Linked DNA regions of Homo sapiens: region 1 is linked to region 2. The links are chromatin contacts, found by Hi-C or POLR2A ChIA-PET in ENCODE. All regions are on one chromosome and are shown on one strand. The core of a region is the stretch at or near the end of the contact, and the rest is flanking DNA. Distances in the headings are between cores, read along the strand shown.

What was found. A loop is a pair of places that touch in the nucleus more often than their neighbours do. ChIA-PET counts read pairs that join two places held with the same protein, here RNA polymerase II (POLR2A). Pooled maps may share reads with other maps.
Region 1: a loop to region 2 is called in a pooled map, with 4 times the contacts of the local background. The contact joins the promoter of CBR3 here to the promoter of CLDN14-AS1 in region 2. A Hi-C loop is called at or near these places in 2 of 168 maps with a recorded cell type or tissue (MCF 10A and mammary epithelial cell), 3 of 37 single-sample maps with no recorded cell type and 9 of 50 pooled maps. POLR2A ChIA-PET finds 5 or more read pairs at or near these places in 4 of 52 experiments (A673, B cell, activated CD4-positive, alpha-beta memory T cell and 1 more).

What each region holds. Positions count from the first base shown.
Region 1 is chr21:36,129,487-36,136,328 of GRCh38, forward strand. CBR3 (carbonyl reductase 3) reads left to right here and starts at 5,593. Exons shown (of 3, transcript NM_001236.4): 1 at 5,593-5,995. The coding sequence starts at 5,707. CBR3-AS1 (CBR3 antisense RNA 1) reads right to left here. Exons shown (of 3, transcript NR_038893.1): 3 at 2,281-3,588. It also overlaps the pseudogene MEMO1P1 and the pseudogene RPS9P1. RefSeq lists enhancers at 4,948-5,755, 5,756-6,562, 6,398-6,567 and silencers at 5,578-5,647, 6,078-6,247.
Region 2 is chr21:36,425,575-36,432,406 of GRCh38, forward strand. CLDN14-AS1 (CLDN14 antisense RNA 1) reads left to right here and starts at 4,751. Exons shown (of 3, transcript NR_183530.1): 1 at 4,751-4,838. RefSeq lists enhancers at 4,590-5,465, 4,752-4,811.

The sequences.
Region 1 (6,842 bases), core at 4,343-6,842, 300 kb before region 2:
TTCAACTGTTCTCTCTCTGAGATTATTGTCATTACATAAAAACATGCTTTAATATCTCTCTCGGCTTTTGAAATTCTTTAAAAAGGAGTTAAGTTGTGCAATGTGAGTTCATTGACCACAATGGATTTAAGTTAGAAATCAATCGCAAGATAGCCGGAAAAATCCCCAAGTAAGTTGGAAACTTAAAAAATACACTTCTAGCCAGGGGCAGTGGCTCACGCCTGTAATCCCAGCATTTTGGAAGGCCAAGGCAGGCAGAGTGCTTGAGGTCAGGACTTCGAGACCAGCCTGGTCAACATGGTGAAACCCCATCTCTACTAAAAATACAAAAATTAGCTGGGCTTGGTGGCGGGTGCATCCCAGTTACTCAGGAGGCTGAGGCACAAGAATCGCTTAAATCCAGGAGGTGGAGGCTGCAGTGAACTGAGATGGCACCACTACATTCCAGCCTCAGTGATAGAGCAAGACTCTGTCTCAAAAAATAAATAAATAAGAATAAAAATAAAAATAGGCGGCCGGGCTGGAGGGCCCTGCCAGGGGTGGGGGTGGGGGTGGGTGCGGGGAGCCCCGCGGCGGGGGCGGGCGCGGAGTCACGGGGGTGGGGTCACTCGCGGTGGCTCGGGGAGGCCAGCTGGGAGGGGAGGGGGCCGTGGGGGCGGCTCGGCTGAACCAGCCCCGGCTGGGCAGCAGCGGGGACGCCGGGGGCCGGGGCCAGGGCTTTCCGGGCTTAGGTGAGGCCGCCGTGGGCCCCATCTTCCGGCGGTCGCCGGAGTTTGTGGTGATTGTTGCTGCCGCCGCCACCCCCCCGGCTGCCATCTCCTCCTCCTGGGCCGCCGCCTCCTCCTCTTCCTCCTCCTCCTGGGCCGGGCTGATCCCCTCCCCGCTGCCGCCTCCTCCTGGGCTGGGCCCGCGGTGTCTCGTCCCCTCGCGGAGCCGCTCCTGCCGCCGCCGCCGCCGCCTCCTCATTCATCCTCGTGCACCATAGGCGGCACAGGCACCAAGATGTCCAACCGAGTGGTCTGCCGAGAAGCCAGTCACGCCGGGAGCTGGTACACAGCCTCAGGACCGCAGCTGAATGCACAGCTAGAAGGTTGGCTTTCACAAGTACAGTCTACAAAAAGACCTGCTAGAGCCATTATTGCCCCCCATGCAGGATATACGTACTGTGGGTCTTGTGCTGCCCATGCTTATAAACAAGTGGATCCGTCTATTACCCGGAGAATTTTCATCCTTGGGCCTTCTCATCATGTGCCCCTCTCTCGATGTGCACTTTCCAGTGTGGATATATATAGGACACCCCTGTATGACCTTCGTATTGACCAAAAGATTTACGGAGAACTATGGAAGACAGGAATGTTTGAACGCATGTCTCTGCAGACAGATGAAGATGAACGCAGTATTGAAATGCATTTGCCTTATACAGCTAAAGCCATGGAAAGCCATAAGGATGAGTTTACCATTATTCCTTTACTGGTTGGAGCTCTGAGTCAAAAGAACAGGAATTCGGAACTTTTCAGTAAATATCTAGCGGATCCTAGTAATCTCTTTGTGGTTTCTTCTGATTTCTGCCATTGGGGTCAAAGGTTCCGTCACAGTTACTATGATGAATCCCAGGGGGAGATTTGTAGATCCATTGAACATCTAGATAAAATGGGTATGAGTATTATAGAACAATTAGACCCTGTATCTTTTAGCAATTACTTGAAGAAATACCATAATACTATATGTGGAAGACATCCCATTGGGGTGTTATTAAATGCTATCACAGAGCTCCAGAAGAATGGAATGAATATGAGTTTTTCGTTTTTGAATTATGCCCAGTCGAGCCAGTGTAGAAACTGGCAAGACAGTTCAGTGAGTTATGCAGCTGGAGCACTCACGGTCCACTGAAGCTCTGAATCCTCAGGGATGCCACCTGCACATTCTCATACTCTGTCCGGGCTCCCAGCCTAGCCTTTACCACGATACTGGTCCTGGTTTGGGGGGATTCTGAAACCTCAAACTAATAGAACTTTCTTCTCTTTTTTTCTAGTAGGTGTAGTCCTTCCTTAATTTCAACTCATTAAAAAATGCTTTATAGTTTAGGGCAGTGGAAGGAAGGCTGGCATCAAAATATTTTGATCAAAAAAGATGACAATGTAAAGGCTCAGTTATGGCAGACAGTTTTTTGAAAGTAACTTGTAAAGCATTTACCATATCCTAAATTTGCACTCTTTGCAGACTTGTGCACATATATTCCGCTTTCAGAATAGTTTTGCAAATTGTACACAAACAAACAAAAAGGTGGAAGCTTTTTAATAAAGAAATTGCATTTATAAATGATCTGTATTAGAATATAATAAATCTCCAGTTATAGTCAATTACTACCCATGTTGTACAACAGATACCTTCTATTTTAGTTGCTAATAAAGGGCTACACAACTCAAAATAAATAAATAAATAAATAATTTAAAAAATAAATAAAAATAAACTGAATGAAATTGAAAACATATCAATGTGAGATGCCACTAAAGTCATACTAAAAGGGAATTTACACCACTTACTGCCTACATTAGAAAAGAAGTCTCAAATCAATGCAAATCAATGACTTCTGCCTTTACAGTAAGAAACCAGAAAAAGAGCAAATAAAATCCAGTAAGCAGAAGAAAGGAAACAAAGATCAGAACAGAAATTAATATAATCAGGAAAAGAGAGAGAGAGAGAATCATTGTAACCAGAAGTTTGAGGAAAATCAAATCAATTGGTAAACCTCTAGCCAGACAGATCAGAAAAAAACACGAAAGACACAAACCAGTCTCAGAAATGACAGGTAGCATCATTACCAACATTAAAAGGATAAGGGCATGTTAAAAGGATAAGGGTATCAATAGAATCAACACCTTAGATGAAATATATAAAAAATTTGAGCTCTTTCTCAGTGACCAGGGCCTGTGCTTAGGCATAGACGGGCAAGTGGAGCCAACATGCCAGCGGCCCAGAGCTGGGTTTGTTGCCAAACTTATGTGACCCTGCAGAGACCCTTCGAGAAACCTCATCTCGACCAAAAGCTAAAGCTGATTGGTGAGTATGGGCTCCAGAACAAATGTGAGGTCTGGAGGGTCAAATTTACCCTGGTCAAGATCCATAAGGCCGCCCGGGAGCTGCTGACGCTTGATGAGAAGGACCCACGGCGTCTGTTCGAAGGCATTGCCCTGCTGCAGTGGCTGGTCCGCACTGGGGTGCTGGATGAGGGCAAGATGAAGCTGGATTACATCCTGGGCCTGAAGATCAATGATTTCTTAGAGATTCCTACAGACCCAGGTCTTCAAGCTTGGCTTGGCTAAGTCCATCCGCCACGCTCATGTGCTGATTCAACAGTGTCATATCCGTGTCCGTGAGCAGGTGGTAAATATCCTGTTCTTCACTGTCCGCCTGGATTCCCAGAAGCACATTGACTTCTCCCTCTGCTTCCCTATTGGGGTGGCCAACCCCAGCCACGTGAAGAGGAAGAATGCCAGCAAGGGCCAGGGTGGGGCTGGAGCCAGAGATGACGAGGAGGAGGAATAAGCCTGCTTGTCCCCTCCTGGGCTGGTGGATTGTCTAGTTTTCCTGCCAAATGATAAAACAGGATCAATGCTTTATTTAAAAAAATAAAATTATGAAAAACAGAAATTAAGGTCACTCAAGAAGAACTAGGCCAGGCACGGTGACACAAGCCTGTAATACCAGCACTTTGAGAGGCCAAGGAGGGAGAATCGATGTAGCCCAGGAGTTCAACCAGTCTGAGCAACACAGTGAGACTCCCATCTCTAAAAACAAATAAAAATAAAATAAAATAAAAAATTATCCAGGCAGGCCGGGTGTGGTGGCTCACGCCTGTAATCCCAGCACTTTGGGAGGCCAAGGCGGGTGGATCACGAGGTCAGGAGTTCGAGACCAGCCTGGCCAACATGGTGAAACCCTGTATCTACTAAAAATACAAAAATTAGCTGGGTGTAGTGGCAGCGCCTGTAATCCCAGCTACTCAGGAGCCTGAGGCAGGAGAATCGTTGGAACCCAGGATTCGGAGGTTGCAGTGAGCCAAGATCGTGCCACTGCACTCCAGCCTGGGTGACAGAGCAAAACTCCGTCTCAAAAAAAAAAAAAAAAAAAAAATTATCCAGGCATGACTGTGGCACACTTGTAGTCCCAGCTACTAGGGAGGCTAAAGGGGAGGATCACCTGAGCTCAGGAGACTGACGCTACAGTGAGCCACGACTGCAGCACTGCACTCCAGCCTGGGCGACAGAGAAGACCCTATTAAAAAAAAAAAAAAAAAAAAAAAAAACAGAAATAGAAAGCCTAAATAGCCCCATATCCTTAAAACAAGGTTCCAAATGATCTTTTTTTTTTTTTTTGAAAAGTCTCACTCTGTTGCACAGGTTGGAGTGCAGTGGTGCAATCTCGGTTTACTGCAACCTCCGCCTCCCGGGTTCAAGCAGTTCTCCTGCCTCAGCCTCCTAAGTAGCTGGGATTACAGGCACGTGCCACCACACCCAGGTAATTTTTGTATTTTTAGTAGAGATGGGGGTTTCACCATGTTGGTCAGGCTGGTCTTGAACTCCTGACCGCGTAATCCACCCGCCTCAGCCTCCCAAAGTGCTGGGATTACAGGTGTGAGCCACCGCGCCCGGACCAAATGATCTTTAGGAGAAAAAAGAAGGAAATACTGGGGGAGGCACAGTAGGAGATCACAGCAGGGGCCCACCTCCGGAACCTCAAGTAAGGACTTGAGAGAGAAGGTAGAGTCAGAGTAACAGAGACACAGGCGGGTTAGCCAGCTCTGCATGGAAAAGGCTGAGTCGTGATGATGTCATGGTTCTCCCCAAATCTCAAAGTCACTGATCAAACAACTCAGTTTACACTGAAGACGATGGATGAGACTCTAATTTTGTGCCCACAGCTTGACACACCTTTGGGAATTTGGTTTAACTTTCTTTGCCGGTACACAGATCTGTGAGAACATATGATCAATCCAGATCTTTATAGATCTATATCCTCCCTGGACAAACCTAAATGCAGACACTTTTAGCACCCGTAGGAGTTAGGTAGGATTAAATAAAAACATTCCCTCCCACTTGGGGGCACATTCACTGGGAATCCCAGAGCGATGTCGCCTGCCCACACCTGCTAAGTGCGCTCACAGGGCATCTAGTTCCCTCTCTTGAGTTCCTTTTAAGCAAGCAAGGCAACCTATGTCCAGAGAAGCAGTTACTGTGTCTAAGTAAGTCACTGCATCTTAGGAAAAAGCAAACATTCGCATTTTGCAGTGCATGATGGGCGCACACCCAAGAAAATTACTCAGCACTTGTTTTTCTCACTTTGGGGTTTTCCCAAAATAATTTCTTCAGTCCAGTTGCCAAGAATCTGGAGCCCCCGACTGACCCATCAAGGTCCGATTTGGCTTCGGACACCTCGCAGATCACCCCGCGGCTCAGAGCCCGGATCCTGAAGGGCGCAGCGTGGGCAGGGGGCGGGCCCGGGAGTTGGAACAGAGGGCACAGACGGCCCCTCCTCGGAGGGGAGGGACCGGAGCCGGGGCCTTTTTCTTTAAGACTCGCAGCACTGGATCCCAGAACTTAGTCTGCGCGGCGGCATTGACACTAGCTGGGCTCCTCGGGGCGCGCCCCAGGTGGTCCGAAGCCCGGTCCGCCCTCCACGCAGGTGCCCCGCGCTCCCCGCTCAGCCATGTCGTCCTGCAGCCGCGTGGCGCTGGTGACCGGGGCCAACAGGGGCATCGGCTTGGCCATCGCGCGCGAACTGTGCCGACAGTTCTCTGGGGATGTGGTGCTCACCGCGCGGGACGTGGCGCGGGGCCAGGCGGCCGTGCAGCAGCTGCAGGCGGAGGGCCTGAGCCCGCGCTTCCACCAACTGGACATCGACGACTTGCAGAGCATCCGCGCCCTGCGCGACTTCCTGCGCAAGGAGTACGGGGGGCTCAACGTACTGGTCAACAACGCGGCCGTCGCCTTCAAGAGTAGGTGCAGGGCTTGGGTTGGGGCCCCCTGGAGCGCTCCGAGGGTGCGGAGGTGGCCAGCCGCAGGCTCCCCACCCGTCCACTTGAGTGACCGAGGAGGGTGGCGCCGACCCCTAGGGATGCGCTCAGCCCACGCCTCCCGCGAGGCGGTTTTCGCTTTCCGTGATTCGCTGAGCCCCAGGCGGGCCCGGGCGACAAACAGCGCGCCCCGCCCGCCGGCCTGTGAGGGCCTGTGCGCGGCCCGGGGCCCTCCCCGAACTGTCAGCCGCTGTTGTGTGCAGGAAAACTGGCCTCCTGGGAGGGGGCAACGCCCTGCTAGAGTTCATCAGCTTTCCTTCCAACGCGAGAAACATTTTCTCTGCAAAGAAACGGTCTCCGCTCGCTTTGGGCTTTCGCTTTCCTTGAAAGGGCGCATTCATAGATGCCCGGAGGCATTTGCTCGGGAAAGGAAATGAATCGCTAAAACAGGATTAGCGCGCGCTTGCCCTTGGTGGACTTGACAATTTGTGTAATGCAGAGCTTTGATAGGCTCTGGCAAAAAGGAAGCGAGCCTTCTCGTTCCCCCACCCCCGCCCGGGGAGCTTATGTTTGTTATAAAATACGTGCGTGTGGTCTTAAAAGCATCTTCCTTAAGGAGAGGGGCGGGGATCAAGAGATTGCTTATTCTAACTACTACTGAAGAAAATTACAGGAGGGCGCAGTGGCTCACGCCTGTAATGCCAGCACTTTGGGAGGCCGAGGCAGGAGAAACGCTTGAACCTGGGAGGCAGTGAGCCGAGATCGCGCCACTGCACTCCAGACTGGGAGACAGAGCGAGACTCCGTATGAAAAAAAAAAAAAAGTTACT
Region 2 (6,832 bases), core at 3,501-6,000:
TTCTACAGCTGACAATGCTGAGTGAGGCTCTCATGCACACAGTTGCAAAAAGGCCTTTAAAACAGCCACTATGTAGAAACAAGCATTTAAAAAACACAGCAAGCCTGGCTCATGCCTATAATCTCAGCACTTTGGGAGGCCAAGGCAGGTGGGTGGATCATTTGAGGTCAGGAGTTCAAGACCATCCTGGGCAACATGGTGAAACCCCATTTGTACTAAAAATACAAAAAAGTTAGCCAGGTGTGATGGCACCCGCCTGTAATCCCAGCTACTTGGGAGGCTGAGGCAGGAGAATCACTTGAACCCAGGAGGCAGAGGTTGCAGTGAGCCGAGATCGTGCCACTACAATCCAGCCTGGGCAACAGAGTAAGACTCTGTCTTAAAAACAAACAAACAAAAAACAGAGCAAGATTCTATCCACCAAGCCAGTGTGAAATGGAATACTGGAGCTCATGTGTATTAGTTTCTAGGGCTGCCATAATACTTCGTCAAGAGTGGCTTGAAACAACAGAAATGTATTCTGTCAGTTCTGGAGGCCAGAAGTCCTAAGTCAAGGGGTCGGCAGGGCCCCACACCTTCCAAAGGCTGCAGGGGAGAATCCTTCCTTGCCTCCTCCAGCTCCTGCCGGCTTCTGGTCTTCCCTGGCTTGCAGCCACGTCACTCCAACCTCTGCCTCCATCTTCACGTGGCCTTCTCCTGTCTTCCCATCTTTTTCTTTCCCTTCTCTTCTAAGTACACTTGCCATTGGCTTTAGAGTCCACCCTAATTCAGGATGATATCTCAAGATTCTTTTTTCTTTATTTTTTTTGAGATGGAGCCTTGCTCTGTCACCCAGCCTGGAGTGCAGTGGCATGATCTTGGCTCACTGCAACCTCCGCCTCCTGGGTTCAAGTGATTCTTCTGCCTCAGCCTCCCGAGTAGCTGGGATTACAGGTGTTCACCACCACACCTGGCTAATTTTTTATATTTTTGGTAGAGATGGGGTTACACCATGTTGACCAGGCTGGTCTTGAACTCCTGACCTCAGGTGATCCACCTGCTTTGCCCTCTCAAATTGCTGGGATTACAGTTGTGAGCCTCTGTGCCCGGCCTCAAGATAATTCCCACGTGTCATGGGAGGGACCTGGTGGGAGGTAATTGAATCATGGTGGCAGGTTGTTCCTGTGCTGTTGTCATGATAGTGAATAAGTCTCATGAGATCTGATGGTTTTATAAAGGGCAGTTCCCCTGCACATGCTGTCTTACCTACTGCCATGTAAGACGTGACTTTGCTTCTCCTTTGCCTTCTGCCATGATTGTGAGGCCTCCCCACCCATGTGGAACTGTGAGTTAATTAAACCTCTTTTTCTTTATAAATTACTCAGTCTTAGGTATTTCTTCATAGCAGTATGAAAATGGACGAATACACGAATTATATTTGCAAAGATGTGATTTCCAAATTAGGTCACATTCTTAGGTTTCGGGTGGACACAAAATTTGGAGGGACAGGATTCAACCCTCTACACTATACCATGAGATAGGCCTGTGAAGAGGGCTGGCTGGAAGATGGACAGCAGTTTCACAACATATAGTGGCTAATCCCAAGCCAGGAAGAAACCACTGTAATTGCAGAAATGCAGCATGTCCTTGGAACTGTCCTCATCTGGCTAGGCATGGCCCCTCTGAAGGTTCCTTTGCCTTGGCTGGTGGTGGCTGGAGGAGAGGAGGCGATGGCGTGTGGGCAGCCAGAGGGGCTGCTGAAGTTAGCCGCACGGCACCAGCATTAGCTCCCAGATCCTCACACAGTTCTTGGAGGTATGAGGAAACCGAGGCACAGGGAGCATAAGAAACTTGCTCATAGTCTTAAACTTGCAGGTAGTAACTGACTGGGAGCTAGCTGGCTCCAAAGCCTGTGGTCCCACCCACTCTGATACCTGGCTGGAATCCCATCTTTACCTGGGGAACGTGGGAACATAGCGAGCCAGAACCTGGGTTTCCCAGGGCATAGGAGAAGCTCCAGGAGCTCAAGTGAAGCTGGACCAAACTCACTCCATCCCTCCTCGAGGATGGATTTTTCTTTCACTAGTAAAAGGGTGAAAAGATGCACTTTGGGAGGGTGAAGTGGGAGGATCACTTGGTCCCAGGAGTTTGAGATCAGCCTGGGCAACATAGCAAGACCCCATCTCAAAAAAAAAAAAAAGAATGAAAAGACTTGCCACCTGACAGTCCGGTGAAGGTGGCAGGCATCTGGCTTATCTTTTCTGAGCTCAGCTCTACCATGAGAGGTTGGACTGGGTCACTCCAACCCACAGGGGACCATGGAGACAGCTTGTGAGAGAGCCCTAGAGTAGAAGGGAAGATGAGGGATTTTGAGGTGGAGGCTTCAGTGAAAGGGAAAAGGATTTCTGGGCTTGACTGTGGTCCCCACCCCATGCAGCAGGTGGTCCCAGAAGGCCGCAATGGACAACAGGGGTAGGGGAGTCACAGGAGAGTGGACCTATTTTTATTTTATTTATTTTATTTTATTTATTTATTTTTTTGAGACAGAGTCTTGCTCTGTCGCCAGGCTGGAGTGCACAGGTGCGATCTTGGCTCACTGCAACCTCCACCTCCCGGGTTCAAGCAATTCTCCTGCCTCAGCCTCCTGAGTAGCTGGGATTACAGGCGTGCACCACCACGCTCAGCTAATTTTTGTATTTTTAGTAGAGACGGGGTTTCACCATGTTGGCCAGGCTGGTCTCGAACTCCTGACCTCAAGTGACCCACCCGCCTCGGCCTCCCAAAGTGCTGAGATTACAGGTGTGAGCCACCACGCCTGGGCTATTTTTATTTTTTAATTTTTTTGAGATGGAGTCTTGCTCTGTTGCCCAGGCTGGAGTGCAGTGGCATAATCTCAGCTCACTGCAACCTCCACCTCCTGGGTTCAAGGGATTCTCATGCCTCACCCCCCCCCACCCCCAAATAGCTGGGATTACAGACGCATCCCACCACACCCAGCTAATTTTTGTATTTTTAGTAGAGATCACCATGTTGGCTAGGCTGGTCTCGAACTCCTGACCTCAGGTGACCTGCCCACCTTGGCCTCTCAAACTGTTCGGATTACAGGTGTGAGCCACCGTGCCCAGCCGGACCTATTTTTAAAAGCATGTTTATATAAGGCTGACTTGAGGGATGACATTTAAGCCAGTAGAGGCTTGAAATACAAAGAGAAGTGGAGGCGGGCATTTCAGGCACAGGAAATAGCCAGAAGGCCTTGAAATGGGAAGACCTGGCCTATTTGAGGAACAGACAGACAGACACTCGTGTGGCTGGAGCTTTGTGCGGCAGCAGGCAGAGAGTGTGTGCTGAGGACAGACGGGAGTCGAGTGTATTCACAGCACACAGGGGACTCCTCATCTGCATTTTAGAAAGAGCTCTCTGGATGCCATGTGGGCAATGAACTGTGGACAGAATCCTAGCCAGGCAGTGACTGCAATAGTCCAGACAGCGGGGACGGACCTGGGCCAGATGCTGGCTTGCAGGGTGGAGGGATAGGCGCATTTGAGGGGTGTTTTGGAGCTCAAGATGGCAGTCATGACTTTGCTGATGATGTGAAATTTTAGGACTGTGTTATTGGAGAGGCCTTAGAGATTTGAATTTTACAGCCAGAAGCAGCCAACCCAGTGGGATTGCCCATGTCTGCCCAGTTTCCCTGAACTCCCCTTCTGGGTGAAGAAGGGACGGCGGCCTGGGAAGGGTAGGTGCTTGTGTTGATCTGTCCAAGGAGCAGACACCAAATTCGCTTTCAAGGAAGTGGAGCCCAGGGCTGGGCTATTTTCCTCTTTTCCACAAGGGACACTTTTCACATAACCCACCCTCCTTCCAACACAGGGATACCGTTCACTCCATCGTGCTTCGTCTCACTCAGCCTCAGCTTGAAGCCCTCTGGCAACGGGGAGCTCATCACTTTGTGAGCTCAGCCCTAGACACTTTTCCCAGTCAGCCCTAGGCAGGCACCTCCTCCACATGTGGAATCAAAACCCAGCTCTTTGGTCAGGCGCGGTGGCGCACGCCTGTAATCCCAGCACTTTGGGGGGCCAGGGCAGGCAGACTGCTTGAGCCCAGGAGTTCAAGACCAGCCTGGACAACATGGTGAAACCCTGTCTCTACAAATTACAAAAAATTAGCCAGATGTGGTGGCACGTGCCTGTAGTCCCAGCTTCTCAGGAGGCTAAGGTGGGAGGATCATCTGAGCCCAGCGAGGTTGAGGCTGCAGTGAGCCGAGATCGCACCACTGTGCTGCAGCCTGGGCAACAGAGTGAGAACAAAACCCCAGCTCTAGGTGTGCCCTCGGCCCCTCCAGGCAGCCTGTGTCCTCTCCCCAGGATTTAAGATCATGCCGCTCTTGTTTTGGGCTTTTTCAGGACAGTTAACTCTTAGGAAGAAGGGACCTCCAAACCTCTAAGTCGCCAAACCACCGCACCGCCCTGGGTGGAAGAAACCGCTTCGGCAGCAGAGGAAACAGCAGCTTCGCAGAGCAGCCTGGCCCGAGTGGCTACACCGGGTCTGTCTGGTCTCAGCTCTGGCCTCTGAGTCATTAGCGTTGTTTTCTTCTGAGGCCAGGGCTTCAGATTAGTCAGGGGCTCCTGTTTCCTGGCTGATAAAGCAGGTGGAAGAAACACAATCTGGCCGCCTAGAGGCTGCGTGAAGCTCGTGACCCTGCGGGGTGACTAACGGAGCTCAGCTGGGTGGGACCAGAAACCACGTCTGGGCACTCCTGAGTCACAGGCTCAGAAGCTTTCGCCTCCGCCTTCAGACTGGCCCTCAGGCTTCCCTGCTCAGAGGCAGGGAATTGTGCAGCTGGAGTTTCATTTTCCAAGGTAACGTAGGGTTTTTATACTGTGCTAAATGAGAGAATGGGAAATGGAGCCTGGGTTGAGATGCCCACAGTGTAACACAAGCCTGCGGCGGGGGAGTCGGTTTCTCTGGGCGAGTACTTTTTTTTTTTTTTCTTTGAGACATAGTCTCACTCTTTCGCCCAGGCTCCAGTGCAGTGGTACCATCTCGGCTCGCTGCAGCCTCGACAGCCCGGGCTCAAGCAATCCTCCCACCTCAGCCCCACAAATAGCTGGGACTACAGGCATGTGCCACTACACCTGGCTAATTTTTGTATTTTTTGTAGAGATGGGGTTTCACTGTGTTGCTGGATCAAATGCTGTAAAGGGTTGAATTATGTACTCCCAAAAAGATACTTGAAGTCCTAACCACCAGTACCTCAGCATGTAATGTTATTTGGAAATAAGGAGGGTCTTTACAGATGTAATCAACTTAAAATGTCACACCCTAAAGCAGTATGACTTGTGTCCTTCTAAAACAGGGAGATGTGGACACACGTAGACATGTATGGAGGGAGGATGTTGTGGACACCCAGGGAGAAGGTGGCACCAACAAGCCAGGTACGCCAAAAGCTGGGAGAGCCTGGAACAGATCCTTCCCTTGTGGAAGGAGCCAACTCAGCCAAGACCTTGATATCGGTTTTGTTTTGTTTTGTTTCTCAAGACGGAGTCTGGCTCTGTTGCCCATGCTGGAGTGCAATGGTGTGATCTCATCTCACTGCAACCTCCACCCTCCAGGTTCAAGCAATTCTCCTGCCTCAGCCTTCTGAGTAGCTGGGATTACAGGCACCTGCCACCACACCTGGGTAGTTTTTTGTATTTTTAGTAGAGACAGGGTTTCACCATGTTGGCCAGGCTGGTCTCCAACTCCTGACCTCAAGTGATCTGCCTGCCTTGGCCTCCCAAAGTGGTGGGATTACAGGCATGATCCATTGTGCCTGCCAAGACCTTGATTTTGGACTTCCCACCTGCAGAACTGGGAGACAGCATGTTTCTTTGTCTAAGCCACTAAGTTTGTGGTGCTTTGTTACGGCAGTCCTAAGAAACCAATTCTGTTTAGGATTTTGAGGAACTGCCAAATCACTTCCCTCCACAGCTGCACCACTTTCATTCCCACCAACAATGTAAGAGGCCACCAATTTCTCCACATCCCCGTCAAAACCTGCTATTTTCCATTTATTTATTTATTTATATTTTGAGTCGGCATCTTGCTCTGTCGCCCAGGCTGGAGTGCAGTGGTGCGATCTTGGCTCACTGCATCCTCTGCCTCCCAGGTTCAAGTGATTCTCCTGCCTCACCCTCCCAAGTAGCTGGGATTACAGGCGCCTGCCACCACGCCCGGCTGATTTTTGTCTATTTAGTAGAATTGGGGTTTTGCCATGTTGGCCCGGCTGATGTTGAACTCTTGACCTCAAGTGATCCACTCGCGTCAGCCTCCCAAAGTGCTGGGATTACAGACGTAAGCTACCATGCCCAGCCTTCCTTAAAAAAAATTTTAAAAATCGCTGTCCTAGTAAGCATGGGGTGGGATCTCACTGTGTCTTGACTTGCATTTCCCTAGTGAGTGCAGTGCTGAGCATCTTCACTGGCCATCTGTACGTCTTCTCTTATTTCTTATTTTTTTTTTATTTTTTTGTGATAGTCTCGCTCAGTCGCCCAGGCTGGAGTGCAGTGGTGTGATCTCGGCTCGATGCAACCTCCACCTCCCAGGTTCAAGTGACTCTCCTGCCCCAGCCTCCTGAATAGCTGGGACTACAGGCACCCGCCACCACGCCCAGCTAATTTTTTGTATTTTTAGTAGAGACGGGGGTTCACTGTGTTAGCCAGGATGGTCTCGATCTCCTGACCTCATGATCCGCCTGCCTCAGCCTCCCAAAGTGCTGGGACTACAGGTGTGAGCCACCACACCTGGCCCCTCTTCCTCTTATTTGTATTTAAGTCCCCAGTGCACAGCGCCCTGTCTGGTTTGCTCAGTCACT